2 separate regions of the Homo sapiens genome follow, and region 1 is linked to region 2. A link is a loop called in an ENCODE intact Hi-C map of the cell type or tissue named here. Cell type or tissue: heart right ventricle. All regions are shown on one strand.

Region 1 (8,000 bases), 68 kb before region 2:
AGTATTTTTTTTAAGTTACAGAAATGGTGACATTTCACTAATAAATATTTGAGTGTGATAACATTTTATTATATAACCACAACACTATTATCATGTTTAATACAATTAGCAACTATTCCTGAATTGGATGTCATCTCCAGCCCATTTGTAGATGTGGTTCAATTAAACCAGGAAACAAGTAAAATCTCTTCATGTGTTGCTTTTGGTTGTTCTGCGCCCATTTTTTTTTTTTTTTGTGAGATAGGGTTTCACTCTGAGTGCCTGCCAGGGTGCTCCTGCTGCCCAGGCTGGAGTGCAGTGGCACGATTTTGGTTCACTGCAGTCTCAACCTCCCAGGCTCAGGTATTCTCTCACCTCAGCCTCCTGAGTAGTTGGAAATGCAGGTATGTGCCACCACACCTGGCTTTTTTTTTTTTTTGGTAGGGGGACAGAGTTTCACCATGTTGCCCAGGCTGGTCTTGAACTCCTGGGCTCAAGTGATCTGCCTGCTTTGGCCTCCCAAAGTACTGGGATAACAGGCGTGAGCCACCACAACTGGCTGCAATGTCTTTTATGATGGAAGGTGGTCACCCTCCATCATCTCTCTAATATCCTGTAGGTTACACAAGCTGGTCCCATTCAATGTGGGAGGGGGCTAAACAACTGTGTGAATACCAAGAGGTATGGTTGGCGACCGCCCTGGAGGCTAACTATGCCACTCTCCTGGCTGCGTAAGTGCAGGGATGTGGGGTGGAGGAGGAGAGTCTCTGAGGGACTGTGACAGTCATTCATTTATTCATTCATCGTTTACTGACTGCCAGTGATGTGTCAGACCCCGGGGAAGTGTCTAGAGGAGTCACAGCCCCTTCCTCATAGTAGACTGGAACAGTTGGTCCAACAACAGTGCTACATGGTTCTTGCAACTGAGGTGGCTGGACTGGCCCAAAGAGGTTAAATTAGGTTTAGAATCAGGCAGCTCTGGGTTTGAGTCTCAAGCTCCACCATGAGCAGCAGCGTTTCCTGAGGGAAGTATAATAACCTCTCTGAGGCTCAGTGTTCTCCTCTGTGAAATGGGGATCAATTCATTTATTGACTATGTATGGGGCAGGTGCCCAGAGTGAGGCCCTGTATGAAAAAAAAAAAAAAAAAAAAAAAAGACATTGCTGCTTCTTCCTTCCCCTCTTGGATCATTTGATCTGGGAGATGTCAGCTGCAATGTCATGAGGACTCTCAAGTGGCCCAAAGGCAGAGTCCATGGGATGAGGAACTGAAGAGTGTTACCAACAGCCATGTGAGGGAATCTCTTTGAATTGGCTCATCCAGCCTCATTCGAGCCTTCAGATGAGACCAGCCCTGGATGACATCTTGACTGCAATTTCACAGGAAACCCTGAGCCACCCAGCTAAGTTGCTGGGTCACTCCCAAATTCTTGCTCCTCCTAAACTGAAAACGTTTGTTGTTTGCAGTTGCTAAGTTCTGGGTTAATTTGTTAGGAATAAAGTGAAAATCAACATGGGGGCATTCACCTTGGTGTTCACGTCCTTGCTGAGCTCCTCCATAGCCTTCTTCCAGCTGTCCTCATGGATCGTGACCTTGAAGAGTATGCCCTGAATCATCTCGTTCAGCTCCAAGGCCACAGTCTCCAGGTCAACGCGGCTTGCCTTGCCTGCCAGGGCACTCCTGTCAGCTTTCTAGGGAGACAGGGAGTTCAGGGAGGCATGGCTGCTGGGATGGAGGAAGGCAAAGCTGGGAGACATCACACCCCTTGGGTCTGATGCTTCTAGTTTGGGACTCTGGACTTTTAGCCTTGGCTTAAATGCAACCCTGGGGTCTACGTGGATTCAAACACGATCTCGAGATCAAAGCCAAGGTTTTCCTATAACAGGGAAGTTGATGTATTTTATTATTATGTGTTTTTTTGAGACAGGATCTTGTTCAAGGTTGCCCAGGCTGGATTGCAGTGGCACAATCATAGCTCACTGCAGCCTCCACCTCTTGGGCTCAAGGGATCCTTCCACCTCAGCCTCCTGAGTGGCTGGGACTACAGGCATGTTCCATCATGCCCAGTTCATTTTTTTATTTTTTTGTAGAGATGTGATCTTCCTATGTTTCCCAGGCTGTTCTCAAACTCTTGGCCTCAAGTGATCCTATCTTCTCGGCCTCCCAAAGTGCTGGGATTACAGGTATGAGCCACCCTGTGCACAGCTGATGTGTGATTTTCAAGTAGAGTGTTAATAATCCTCAATTGCTGAAAATGGGAGTTGATGTGCCTCCTGTTTTCCTTTCTTTTCTTTCTTTTTCTTTCTTTCTTTTTTTTTTTTTTTTTTTGAGACAGAGTTTTTGCTCTTGTTGCCCAGGCTGGAGTGCAATGGCATGATCTTGGTTCACTGCAACCTCTGCCTCCCAGGTTCAAGTGATTCTCCTGCCTCAGCCTCTCAAATAGCTGAGATTACAGTTACCTGCCACCACGCCTGGCTACTTTTTGTATTTTGACTAGAGACGGAGTTTCATCATGTAGGCCAGGCAGGCTGGTCTCGAATTCCTGACCTCAGGTGATCCACCCGCCTTGGCCTCCCAAAGTGCTGGGATTACAGGCATGAGCCACTGCGCCCAGCCAACTCCTGGTTTCAATATGAACAAAGGGGGAGGGAAATTCTGGAAGACTCTTTGGTGGGCTTTGCCTGGATGGTGCCGTTTCCCTGGGTAGGGGAGCAGGGAAGGCAGAGGAACCTCTGCTCACTCACCTCTCTCAGCTCCTCCTCCATCGTGCTCTTATTCACCTTGTTCATTTCCAGTCTTTTGATTTGAGCCTGGAGAGTCTAAGAACAGAAGCACAGGCATGTCTGCCATCCTGGAGAGCCTTGAGGATAAAATGTCAACCTCCCACCTCTACCATTACCATATGCTGGGGAGGGATAGCAGGCCGTGTGGACAGCAGGCAGGTGGGCATGGGCGTTACAAGACTCAGGCTCAAGGGCTCCAGGTGCCCAGATGAAAAGGGAAGGAACGTGCGACTTGGGACAAGCTGTCCCCTCAGAGATGGTATCATAGGAACTTTCCTCCACGGGGAGTTAGACCCAAGGAAGGAAAGCACAAACCAATGTGGACGATTTCGCTCCCTGGATGTTTAAGGCATGTTTACTACTTCTGATCTGTCCTGGGGTCCCAGCAGGAACTCCAGTCTACTATGAACTGAGCACTTATCACAGCCACACACACTGTGCTCAAGCGTTAGGGAAAAACCTCACGTCCTATCCCCACAACTCCACAAAGAACCAACTGCCCCCATGAATTCCACCCTCTCTCCAATTACTACATCCCCATTGTAATAGGAGCAGCAGCTGGTCAGCTTGGGAAGAGCCTCCATTTCCCCAGAGGGTCGGGCCATAGTTCCTGCAAAGCTGCAAACAGGCTTCTACTTCTCTCTTCCTGTCGGGTGTCCCGCTCACGCTTACGAACAGAACTCTGGACTTTTAGCTGGAACCCAGCTGCCCAGAATCAAGACTCCATTTCACAGCCTCTCTTATAGCTTAGTGTGGCCACTGGGGTGTCAACAGAAGTGAATGGGTATCTTTAACATGTTTTGTTTTGTTTTGTTTTTTACAGAATCTGCTCTGTCGCCCAGGCTGGAGTGCAGTGGCGCCATTTCGGCTCACTGCAACCTCCGCCTCCCGGGTTCAAGAGATTCTCCCACCTCAGCCTCCCGAGTAGTTGGGGTCACTGACACCCAACACCACGCCTGGCTAAGTTTTGTATTTTTAGTAGATATGGGGTTTCACCATGTTGGTTACGATGGTCTCGAACTCCTGACCTCAAATGATTCGCCTGCCTCAGCCTCCCAAAGTGCTGGGATTACAGGTGTGAGCCACCGCGCCTGGCTCCAATATGTAGTTTTCTATCCTTCCCTCTCTCTATTATCCTGAGTCTCCTGTGTCCATTATCCTGCTCGGTCTGTCTTTTCACACCTATGGCTTAGCTCATTTACAAGTGAGAACATGCAGTCTTTGCTTTCCACTCCTGAGTTGCTTCACTTAGAATAATGACCCCGGCCTCCATCCAAGTTGCTCCAAAGCCAAGGGACACCTTGAACCACCAGAAGCTGGGAGAGGCGAGGAGGCCCCTCTGAGCTTTCAGGTGGAACACAGCCTATGACACCTTGATTTCAGAATTCCCGCCTCCAGAACCCCAAGAGTGATTTGCCGCAGCAACCGCAGGGAACTGATCCAACCAGCAGGTGGCAGAATCAGGATTCAAACCTAGGCACGTCTGTTCCAAAGCCTGGGCTCTGAACCACAGCCACTCCAGGCCCCCTCCCAGCCCAGCAGGCTTGGGCTCGTTTCTTTGCTGAGTCTCTGTTACCTCCTCTTTATTTTAATTTTAATTTTTTTATTTTAATTTTTTGAGGCAGGCTCTTGCTCTGTCACTCAGGCTGGAGTAAAGTGGCTTGATCACAGCTCACTGCAGTCTCAGCCTTCCAGGCTCAAGCAAGCCTCCTGCCTCAGCTTCCAGAGGAGCTGGGACTGCAGGTGACACCACCTACCTGGATTTTTTTTTTTTTTTTTTTTTGTAGAGACAGGGGTCTCACTATGTTGCCTCAGGCTGATCTGGAACTCCTAGGCTCAAAGGATCCTCCCCCATCAGCCTCCCAAAGTGCTGGGATTACAAGAGCCATCAAACCTGGCCTTATTTATGCTTTTTATTTTTATTTTTTGAGACAGGGTCTCAGTCTGTCACCCAGGCTGGAATGCAGTGGTGCGAGCTCAGCTCACTGCAACCTCCACCTCCCAGACTCCAGTGATCCTCCCACCTCTGCTTCCCCAGTAGCTGGGACTATAGGTGCAAGCCACCATGCCAGGCTATATTCATGTTTTATAATCTTATTATTTTGGCTGGGCGCAGTGGCTAATGCCTGTAATCCCAGCACTTTGGGAGGCTGAGGTGGGTGGATCACTTGGGGTCAGGAGTTCGAGACCAGCCTAGCCAACATGGTGAAACCCCATCTCTACTAAAAATACAAAAAAATTGGCTGGGCACGGTGGCTCACGCCTGTAATCCCAGCACTTTGGGAGGCCGAGGCAGGCAAATCACCTGAGGTCAGGAGTTCAAGACCAGCCTGGCCAATGTGGTGAAACCCTGTCTCTACTCAAAATAAAAAATTAGCCGAGTGTGGTGGCAAACGCCTGTTACCCCAGCTACTCGGGAGGCTGAGGAAGGAGAATCACTTGAACCCGGGAGGCAGATGTTGCAGTAAGCCAAGATTGCGCCATTGCACTCCAGCCTGGGCAACAGAGTGAAATTCTGCCTCGAACAAAAACAAAAAACAAACCAAAAAAACCACAAAAATTAACTAGGCATGGTGGCACACGCCTGTAGTCCCAACTGCTCAGGAGGCTGAGGCAGAAGAATTGCTTGAACCCGGGAGGCGGAGGTTACAATGAGCCAAGATTGCGCCACTGCACTCCAGGCTGGGCGACAGAGCGAGACTGTATCTCAAAAAAAAAAATTAGCCAGGCATGGTGGCACACGCCTGTAGTCCCAGCTACTCAGGAGGCCGAGGTGGGAGGATCACTTGAGCCTGGGAGTTCAAGGCTGCACTGAGCCATGATTAGGCCACTACACTCCAGCCTGGGGGACAGAGCAAGACCCAAAACGACACTGGGAAACCTAAGTCTTACATGTAAGTCACATGGTGGAGAGCAAGACAGAGACACAGTCATGAGATCTTGCTCCCATCCTGCATTTGTCACCGTGCTACTGCCTTGTGTCATCTAGAGGATTGCTATCGGACTTAAGACTTACTGTTATTCCTTGAAATGGTTTTCCTAACACTGGTTGTGGAGTAATCCATCCTTCCTGTAGTGGTCATATGCTAAATTCTTGTAAATCTTAGATCTGGTCTTCTTGGCCTATTTTTTTTTTTTTTTTTTTTTTTTGAGATACAGTCTTGCTCTCTCGCCCAGGCTGGAGTGCAGTGGTGCGATCTTGGCTCACTGCAGCCTCCGCCTCCTGAGCTGAAGCAATTCTCCTGCCTCAGCCTCCCAAGTAACTAGGATTACAGGCATGCGCCACCACGCCTGGCTAATTTTTTTGTATTTTTAGTAGAGACACGGTTTCACCATGTTGGCCAGACTGGTTTCAAACTCCTGACCTCAAGTGATCCGCCCATGTCGGCCTCCCAAAGTGCTGGAATTACAAGTGTGAGCCACCATGCCCAGTCTTCTTGGCCTATTGATTTGCCTATTCCCACACTTGTTCTACATTATTTTTTATTTTTCTTCTTTAACTATTGGTAATACAAACCATTTGTGTGGTTCAAAATCCTAAGACTGTATTTTAGTTTACTTTAGTTTTTGAGACAGAGTCTCACTCTGTCACCCAGGCTGGAGTGCAGTGGCATGACCTCAGCTCACTGCAACCTCCACCTCCTGGGTTCAAGTGATTCTCCTGCCTCAGCCTCCCTGGTAGCTGGGACTATAGGCGTACGCTGCCACATCTGGCTAATATTTTTATTTTTATTTTTTTAGCGATGGGGCCTTGCCGTATTGTCCAGGCTCGTCCTGAAGTCCTGGCCTCAAGGGATCCTCCTGCCTTGGCCTCCCAAAGTGCTGAGATTTTTCCCAAGATGGAGTTTTGCTCTTGTTGCCCAGGCTGGAGTGCAATGACACAATCTCGGCTCACTGCAACCTCTGCCTCCCGGGTTCAAGCGATTCTCCTGCCTCAGCCTCCCGAGTAGCTGGGATTACAGGCACCCGCAACCACGCCCAGCTGATTTTTTTGTGTTTTTAGTAGCGATCGGCTTTCATCATGTTGGTCAGGTTGGTCTTGAACTCCTGACCTCAGGTGATCCGCCTGCCTCAGCCTCCCAAAGTGCTGGGATTACAGGCGTGAGCCACCGAGCCTGGCCAGCAATGAAATCTTCATAGCACAAGAGCCAGGAAGCTGGGACAACGGTCCTGGGACAAGGGATGTGCTCTGTTTTGGCACACGTGGCAGGGCTTCATCAGCTTCAGAGTCTTTCTAATAAGTGACAACTACGGACACGCAGGCAGACACTGCAGCCCCTGCTCACCCCCATGCAGGGTCTGGCGTAGTGCTGGGTGCACGATGGACATGCTGAATGGAACTGGCTCCAGCTCCATGGAGAAAGGGCACCAAGATGACCCCAGGACATGGTGGCCTGGGTCTCTCTGAAGAGGAGTGTTGGCAGGAGACCTGGTTCCTGGCCAGTGGTGCACAGTCTGAGCACGTACCCCTGCATGCAGTCCACCCACACTCGGCCCAGCATCTCCAGAGACAGCCAACCCTCCTGTCCACCCCCACTTCATAGGCTGTGAATTGGTTCCCCTTTAATGAGTTATTTTCCATTCAAAGTTGCCTCAAATGGGTCCCAGCCTGATTACAGTGTGCCAGCCTTGGGGTCAGCCATACGCCATGGGTTTCCTTGGTCCCTTTTCCCCCAACACACCCCAGTGCATCCCAGCAACAGCCCCCCGACTTGGAAGCCTTCACGGAAACAACCTTGGTGGGTTATTATTTATTTATTTATTTATTTATTTATTTATTTATTTATTTTTTGAGACTGAGTCTTGCTCTTGTCGCCCAGGCTGGAGTGCAATGGCGCAATCTTCGCTCACTGCAACCTCCGCCTCCCGGGTTTAAGTGATTCTCCTGCCTCAGCCACCCGAGTAGCTGGGATTACAGGCATCCGCCACCATGCCCGGCTAATTTTTGTATTTTTAGTAGAGACGGGGTTTCACTATGTTGGCCAGGCTGGTCTCGAACTCCTGACCTCAGGTGATCCGCCTGCCTCAGCCTCCCAAAGTGCTGGGATTACAGGTGTGAACCACCGCGCCTGGCCGTTAGTGAGTTTTTTGCTTTTTGCTTGTTTCTTTGCTTTCTTTTTTTGAGATGGTCTTTCTGTGTCACCCAGGCTGGAGTCAGTGATGCAGTCACAGCTCACTGCAGCCTCAACCTCCCATGCTGAAGCAATCCTCCCACCTCAGCCTCCCAGGTAGCTGGGA
Region 2 (8,000 bases):
CCAGAACAACAAACTCAGGGCCTCCCCAGGAGCGACTCCAAGACTTGCAGGCCACTCTTGATCCTTCTGGTTGTGAAGTCCTGTCCCAGCCCTGCACTTGGCTGATACGCACCCCTTAACTTCTAGTGGGGGTTCCTCTAGCACAGCAGTTCTTGAAATGTGATCTGCAGTCTCCTGGGGGCTTCCTGAGACCACTCGGGGGGCTAGGATCAGAACTGTTTTAATAATAACACGGCCATGATTTGTTACCATGCCTCTTTGTTTGTGATGGCTTTCACATTGATGGTGTAGGAGCAGTGCGGAAACAAGCTGTGGGGCCTGCACTGACTCAAGACTGGCACCACACTGTGCTGGTCTTGTTGTAATTGAGTCTTCACCACCACACACACAGTACACACACACACACACACACACCAGTGTTGCATCAGAAAAAGCAGTAAAAATCAACTTTATTAAGTCCTGACCCATGAGTCCACAGCTTTTTAAGATCCTTTGTGACGAAATGAGGCACACATGAAGTATGTCAAATGGAGTTTGATGCTGTCGTGAGGAAAAGCACACGTGCATTCATTTGAAGTGTGGGCCGAACTAGCTGCCTTTTTCATGGACTCCATCTTCACTTAAAGAACAACTGGCACACACCGTGGTTATTCAGATTTGGATATTTAGCATACACTTTCTTGAAAATGAGCAAAGTGAACTTGCTACTTCAAGGGAAACAACTGACCTTTTATTTTTGTATATGTTGCTGTTTCTATATTTGTTAGTGCTTTGTTGCCAGTGATGAAATTCAAGCTTTCAAATGATGATTAGCGTTAACAATATTTAGTGACTTTAATGACATTGGTAGTGATACCAGCAATGTGATTTAAAAAAATATATATTGTTCAATGAGATGTGTCAACATTGGTAGATCTGCATTACAGGAACCCGTATTTTCAGGTGACCCACACATGATGTTAAGAAATCATGTCTATGTAAAAGACCCATTCCAAATGCAAGGTACACCAATGACTTCTAATGTAACACATTAGAAAAAAACCATTGTTAAGGCTTCCAATTCCTGTGGCAACTAACCCTTAAGAAACTACCACTTGTCGGTCAAGTGCGGTGGCTCACACCTGTAATCCCAGCACTTTGGGAGGCCGAGGCGGGCAGATGACGAGGTCAAGAGATTGAGACCATCCTGGTCAACATGGTGAAACCCCATCTCTACTAAAAATACAAAAATTAGATGGGTGGCATGCCTGTAGTCCCAGCTCCTCAGGAGGCTGAGGCAGGAGAATCGCTTGAACCCGGGAGGCGGAGGCTGCAGTGAGCCAAGATTGCGCCACTGCACTCCAGCCTGGTGATAGAGCGAGACTCTGTCTAAAAAAAAAAAAAACCTACCACTTGTCAAGTCTTGATGTAGTATTAGTCCATTGTGCTTCTCTAACAGAATACCTGAGACTGGGTCATTCATAAAGAAGAGGAATTTATCTCCTTACAGTTCTGGAGGCTGGTGTCTTAGTCTATTTGTGTTGCTATAAATTACCTGAGGCTGAGTAATTTATAAAGAAAAGAGAGTATTTGGTTCCTGGTTCTGCAGGCTTTATAGGATGGCACGGTGCCAACATCTGCTTCTGTTGAGGGCCTCAGGCTGCTTCCATTCATGGTGGAAGGCACGGGGGGTCTCTGTGCAGAGATCACATGGCGAGAGAGGGGGTGAGAAGGGGAGGGGAAGCGCTGGGCTCTTTCTGACAACCAGCAAGGATGCGGGGACTAACAGAGTGAGAAGTCACTCGCTTCTCCTCCACCCCAGGGAGGGCATTTATCTATTCATGAGGAATCCACCTCCCATGTCCCAAACAACTCCCATTAAGCCTCACCATCAGTCATCAAAACTGTGGTGCTTGGGAAGTCCAGGATCAAGGCACTGCCAGCATCTGGCAAGGGCCTTCTTGCTGTGTCATCCCATGGTGGAAGGGCCGCGGGGAGAGGCACCCACAAAAGACTAGCTAATCCTCTTACAAGGAATCCGCTCCCAAGATAGTGATTTGTAGCCAGTCTGTCAGAAGCGCAGGTCGCAAGCTAGGAATTGCGATGATCAGAAGTGGGGGGCAGTCATGGAACTGAGCCCTCAACCTGTGGGATCTGACACGGTAGCATCAGACTTGAATGCCACTAGAAGACGTCCACCTGGTGTCCGCTGCAGAACTGACTGCTTGCTTGTTATTGGGGAGAAACCCCCACATGTTTTGCCACAGAAGTCTTTTCTGTTGATTGTTATGGTGTGAAAGCAGAGGAGAAACAGGTTTTTTCTCCACACCTTCACATGCCACAGAACCCAGAGGGTGTGGAGGGGTAGACTTTGCAGAGGCCTCTGGTCTTCCATAGGAGTGACTTACTATTAAGTTTGTGATTGACTTGTAAAGATTTTCAAACAGGCACCTATTTTGTTTGCAATTAATAAATCCAAGATTTAAAGCAAGAAGGCCAAGAAGCCTCTCTTGGATTTGTCAGGGCTGCAAGTTGACTTCAGTGGGCTCCCCAGACCCCGCAAGTCTCCCCTTCCTCCTCTGTTGGGAACTGGGCAGATCCCCAGGTCTCCTAGCCCCCTCCCTCACCAGCACCTTCCCACAGCAGAGGTGCTGGGGCTGCATTTTCAGATCAGACATTTTCCATTTTGTAGCTTAATTTGAACAGTACTCGTTTTATTGGAAAACTATTTTGCTTCTGATCGTGTGATTGAAAGATTATTCTTGTAGTTTTTATTACACCCTACACAACATGGTTTTGTGGGAATGCATGTTTGATTTTGTATTGGAAGGCACTGGGAGAATGGGTGTTTGAATTCGGGAAATCTTCATGAGCTGTTTTCCAGATCCTCTCCTTGGTAGAGAAGGACCTGCCCTGCAGTCTCTGCTGGGGTTCAGGAAGGCAGCAGGAGGACGCATGTGGATATGGAGGGGTGAGGGGGAGCAGTGAGTAGCAGGCATGGCCCTAGGTGGGGAAGACACGGAGGAGCAACAGGGCCCTGCGGCCCCCGGTGAGGGGCAAAGAGAAGGTGGGCTCTGGTGTGGCCATCGAGCTGGAGGGGAAGCCAGCCCTGTGCAGGTCCAGACCCTTCCCTGTGGCCTGCATTTTCTGTACCCAGGTTGGGTGAACACCAAAGGAGGGCTATGCCCTGTGGGCTTACACCCTATCATCATGGGCAAGGCTGTATGTGGAATTCCAGAAATAGAATTTTTGAGCTCTAGGAGATCATAGGATTATATCTGTTGACTTTGATGAAAAGATGGGCCAGAGAAAGGCAACACCTGCATTCTCAGAGATGGGGTGTGTGTGCACACGTGTGTGTGTGTGTGCTCCCTGCAAGGGACCCAGGCTGGGATCTGCAGGTGCTTCAGTGACTCACCAAGCACAGTGCAGCTTATTTTCCTGGTCTGCTCAGAGCATCCCAGGGCCTGGACCATTCCCCGATGAGCAAGACCACTGCAGACCACAGTGTTGGGCCACTTGGTGGACGGTGGTGCCACCCAGAGGCGCCAGAGAGCATTTTCTGGGAGTCTGGGAGTTTGTAGCAGGGGCTGGCACTTATTCCAACTCAACGTATTGGAGCAGTTTTCCAGACGCAGGTAAAGCCCCATGAAAGGCTGCCCTCTTCTCCCCTGCAGGAGGGCACCTGGCAGGCTAGGAGCAGCCTGGGCAAGGGACCCCAGGACCAGCCCCAAGAGGCACTGCTGCTACTCCCTGTTCTGTTTTTTTTTTTTTTGTTTTTTGAGACAGGGTCTCGCACTGTTGCCCAGGCTAGAGTGCAGTGGCCTGATCATGGCTCACTGTATCCTCTGAGTCTTGGGCTCAGGTGATCCTCCTGCCTCAGCCTCCCCAGTAGCTGGGACTACAGGCATACATTATCATGCCTAATTTAAAAATTTTTCTTTTGTAGAGACAAGAGTCTTGCCATGTTGACCATGCTGGTTTCGAACCCCTGGCCTCAGTTCATCTGCCAGCTTCAGTCTCCCAAAGTGCTGAGATTAGATTACAGGAATAAGTCCCTGCACCTGGCCACTGCTCCCTTTTCTTAACCCTGTGCCATTGGAATTCACTGTGCAGGCAGGAGGGTGGGAGAGTCATGCTGGGGTCCTAGACTTATGCCCCGCCCCATCCTTTTCTAGGCCTCCATGTCTTCTGTGGATAATAAGGCAACTCAGAAGAGGTGTAATTTCTGAACACTTGGAAAGATGTTCTGTCTCCTGATTGCCAAAGAAATGCATATAAAAATAAGTGACATTTTAATATGAAAATTAATAACTGGCACTATAAATTGGCATCCTTTCAAAAAGGCATAAAATGCTCATGTCCTTTGACCTAGTCATCTCACTCTGACAAGCTTAGCCTGAGGAGATAATCTAACAAAAGGGAAAGAGCGGTGGACAGAGGTGTTCTCTTGTATTTCATGAAAGCAGCAAGTAGGGCCTTGCCTAAATGTCTTAATAGGGTTTGGTCAAGTATGCCCATTTTGTGGAATATTAATATCAACGGTCACGGAGTCTTGTAAGATGGAATATGTGTGACACAGCATTAAAAGGATTTACCAGCCTGGTCAATGTGGTGAAATCCCTTCTCTACTAAAAAAATACAAAAATCAGCCAGTCGTGGTGCCGTGTGCCTGTAGTCTCAGCTACTTGGGAGGCTGAGGCAGGAGAATCGCTGGGACCCGGGAGGCAGACGTTGCAGTGAGCCAGGATCGCGCCACTGCACTCCAGCCTGGGCAACAGAGCAAGACTCTGTCTCACAAAAAAAAAAAAAAAAAAAAAAAAAGGATTTAAAACTGTCAGGACAGCAACTATATTTTTATATGGTATGGGCTGGGCGCAGTTGCTCCTGCCTGTAATCCCAACACTTTAGGAGGCCGAGGCAGGAGGATTGTTTGAGGCCAGGAGTTCGAGACCAGCCTGGGCAACATAGTGAGACCCCCGTCTCTACAAAACAAAACCAAAAGGTACAGGTGCCTGTGCATACAGACCAGCAGGGACATGTGGAGATGGGCTGCAGTAGGACTAATTTTCTTTTCCCTCATTTTTTTTAAAAATAAGTTTTATTGACATAATTTACGTACCATTCAATTCACCCATTTAAAGTGTACAATTCAGTGGTTTTTAGTTATTCACAGAATCGTTCAACTGTTGCTACAATCGGTTTCAGAGCATCTTCGTTACCCCAGAAGGAGATTCCATGTTCCCCATTTCCCCTCTCCCCCAGACCTAAACAGCTACTAATGTACTTTCCGTTTCTATGGGTTTGCCTATTGGGGACATTTCATATAAGTGAAATCATACAGTATGTGGCCTTTTGTGTCTGGCTTCTCTCACCAAGCATGTTTTCAGAGTTCATGCTGTAGGGTGTCAGTGCTTCCTTCCTTTTTATAGCCGAATCGTCTTCCATTGTCTGGGCAGCCTACGGTTTTGTTTATCCACTTTGTTGATGGACATTTGGGTTGTTTCCACTTTTTGGCTATTATGATTCATGCTGCTGTGAACATTTGTGTACAAATTTCTGTGTAGACAGGTTTTCATTTCTTTTGGGCAGATAACTAGGGGTGGAATTGCTGGGTCATCTGGTAACTCTAGGTTTAACCTTTTGAGGAACTGCCAGACTGTTCCTCAAAAGGGGAACAGGGGCTGGCAGTTCTTCAAAAGGTTTGCAGGGGCTGTCCCCTACCAGCAGTGTATGAGGGTTCCAGTTTTTCTACATAATGCCTATTACTGTCTTTTTAAATTTTAGCCATCCTAGTAGATAGGAAATGGTCTCCTTGTGGTTTTGGTTTTCATTTCCCTTATGAAAAGACGCTCAGTAGTTTTTCATGTGCTTTTGGCCATTTGTCTTTTGAGAAGTCTTTGTTCAAATCCTTTTAAAAATTGGGTTGTCTTTCTGTTATTGAGTTGAGTTCTTTGTATTTCTTAATACAAGTCCTTTATCAGATCTATGAATTATAAAATGTGATGGTATCCTTTGAAGCACAAGAGTTTTTCATTCTGATGACATCCACTTTAAGTTTTCTTTCTTTTGTTGCTTTGCTTTTGGTGTCATATCTAAGAAACCACTGCCTAATCGAAGGTCATAAAGATTGATGCCTGCATTTTCTTCTAACAGCTTTTTGATCTCTTTCAGTTTTCAAACTTCCATGGTACTTTATAGTTGAACCCAAGAGCTTGGACTTGGTTCCTCTGGCCCTGCCCCTGATTTGTTAAACTTTATATTCAAACTTATGTGCCCTCCATCCCCTGCAGGTGCTGGGCTGTCTGGGAAACACTCCTTTCCCTGTATTTTTTGTTCCACTGAAACTGATTTTTGTCTCATTTTATTACTTTTAGCTAAGGTAACTGAACCCCACTTCCCAAGTCCTTTATGATGCTAAGTAAGAGCAAAAGCTTCCCACCTTTCTGAGCTGTGCTCAGAGAGTTTGGTGACAGAAATGAGGGAAAAGATTTCACTTGACTCTTCTTCCCCCTGACCCCCACCTCAACAAACAAACCAGAAGGGCACAGGCCAGAGCACAGCTTGCCTGGCAGTCCAGTCCTCATGCATGGGAGCTCAGGCCTGGTGGGAGGGGAGGCAGAGGGCCCAGCCGTGGCCCTTGGGTGCCAGCAGTCCTGGGGGAGGGAGGAAGCAGACCTGCGACGGGACCGAGGAATGGAGGGGTGGTCGGGTGTGTGGATGGCAGAGTGACAGCTAGGGAGAAGCCGGATGTGGAAGGGGAGGAACTGTGTGGTATGCCCAGGCCCCTGGGCCCAGCCCTGGCTTGGCAGCCCTTGCTCCCTGCTGAGGGCCCTGCCTTTCCTTCCCCTGAAACAGCTCCCGGAGCCCTGCCTGTTCCCTGTCCATCCAGGCCAGCAGCTGAAGGAGCCTCACCTGCCTCCCTTCTCTGAGTAGCACGGATTTGAGGTAAGAAATCCCCCAGAACCCCCATTCCCAGTGCAGCCTGTGGCAGAGATCGGTCCAGTGTCTCCTCCGACTGCCTTAGTGCCCGCTAAACGTTTGGGGAGGGGAGAGCTCGGTGCCAAACTGCTCTCGTGTGGGGCAAGTGCTGAGTTAGGCTCCTTGGGGGACTTTACCTCACTGGGCCCTGCTTCCTGGGTTCTGTCCTTGCCCTTCAGCTTCCAAACAGGGAAGAGCAGGTGACTACTGAGAGGTGAGGATGGTGGCTCTGGGCTAGGTGGCCCTGGGAAAGGTGGGGGATCCCCAGTGCCTGGAGGCAGACCCTTCTGAGGATGGTCACACGCCTTGTGCAGCATCTTGGCCACCCCACAGGGCTGAAGGAGAAGGAACCTGGCTGGGAGCTTAGTTCATGTCTGGGTTTTCCCTCCATGTCCAGGAGAAGCAGCGAAGATGTCCAGCGAGCCTCCCCCTCCTTATCCTGGGGGCCCCACAGCCCCACTTCTGGAAGAGAAAAGTGGAGCCCCGCCCACCCCAGGTAGGGGGTCACTGTTCCTGAGGCTCCATATTGCAGCCCCCTGCCGCCATGGCATGGTTGGGACTCTCTAAGTGGTGATGCCCACTCCAGGGTTACCCCTGGGCCCCATCTGTGTCCCAAAACAGTGGCCTCTGGTCGAGCTCATCGTGCAGAGGCTCCAGCTCAGTCTCCTCTTTCTGCCTCTCTCTGTCCAGGCCGTTCCTCCCCAGCTGTGATGCAGCCCCCTCCAGGCATGCCACTGCCCCCTGCGGACATTGGCCCCCCACCCTATGAGCCGCCGGGTCACCCAATGCCCCAGCCTGGCTTCATCCCACCACACATGAGTGCAGATGGCACCTACATGCCTCCGGGTGAGTGGGGAAGGGATCTGAGGGGAGCATGGGGAACTCCTGGCTGCTGTCTGGCCTGCGCTGGCTGTCCTCAGTACAGGTGGGCATCTGCTGTAGGGCAGGGACTCCAACACGCCCAACCAGCCCTTGCCTAGGGCTCAGGCTGTGTGTGGACAGGGACTGTGGACGTGGGAAGGTGGGACTGCTCTTATTCA

What was found. A loop is a pair of places that touch in the nucleus more often than their neighbours do. Peaks named below come from ENCODE experiments on the same cell type or tissue, not always from the same donor. Only the 100,000 strongest peaks of a DNase experiment are listed, where the experiment ranks them.
Region 1: it touches region 2 in a loop (2.8-fold over the local background); 58 of 110 quality-filtered maps call a loop at or near these places.

What each region holds. Positions count from the first base shown.
Region 1 is chr16:4,581,837-4,589,836 of GRCh38, reverse strand. C16orf96 (chromosome 16 open reading frame 96) reads right to left here. Exons shown (of 16, transcript NM_001145011.2): 8 at 2,724-2,798; 9 at 1,506-1,670. Among named protein-coding and RNA genes, the nearest start is that of UBALD1, 29 kb to the left of the region's middle. RefSeq lists an enhancer at 4,186-4,686. In heart right ventricle, a CTCF peak has its summit at 4,213 (motif pointing right); a DNase peak (open chromatin) is centred at 4,196.
Region 2 is chr16:4,513,502-4,521,501 of GRCh38, reverse strand. It overlaps CDIP1 (cell death inducing p53 target 1), which reads left to right. Exons shown (of 6, transcript NM_013399.3): 2 at 6,838-6,927; 3 at 7,358-7,456; 4 at 7,651-7,806. The coding sequence starts at 7,372. Among named protein-coding and RNA genes, the nearest start is that of CDIP1, 21 kb to the left of the region's middle. RefSeq lists enhancers at 6,703-7,230, 7,231-7,757, 7,758-8,000. In heart right ventricle, a CTCF peak has its summit at 3,514 (motif pointing left); a DNase peak (open chromatin) is centred at 3,540; H3K27ac peaks cover 4,237 bases.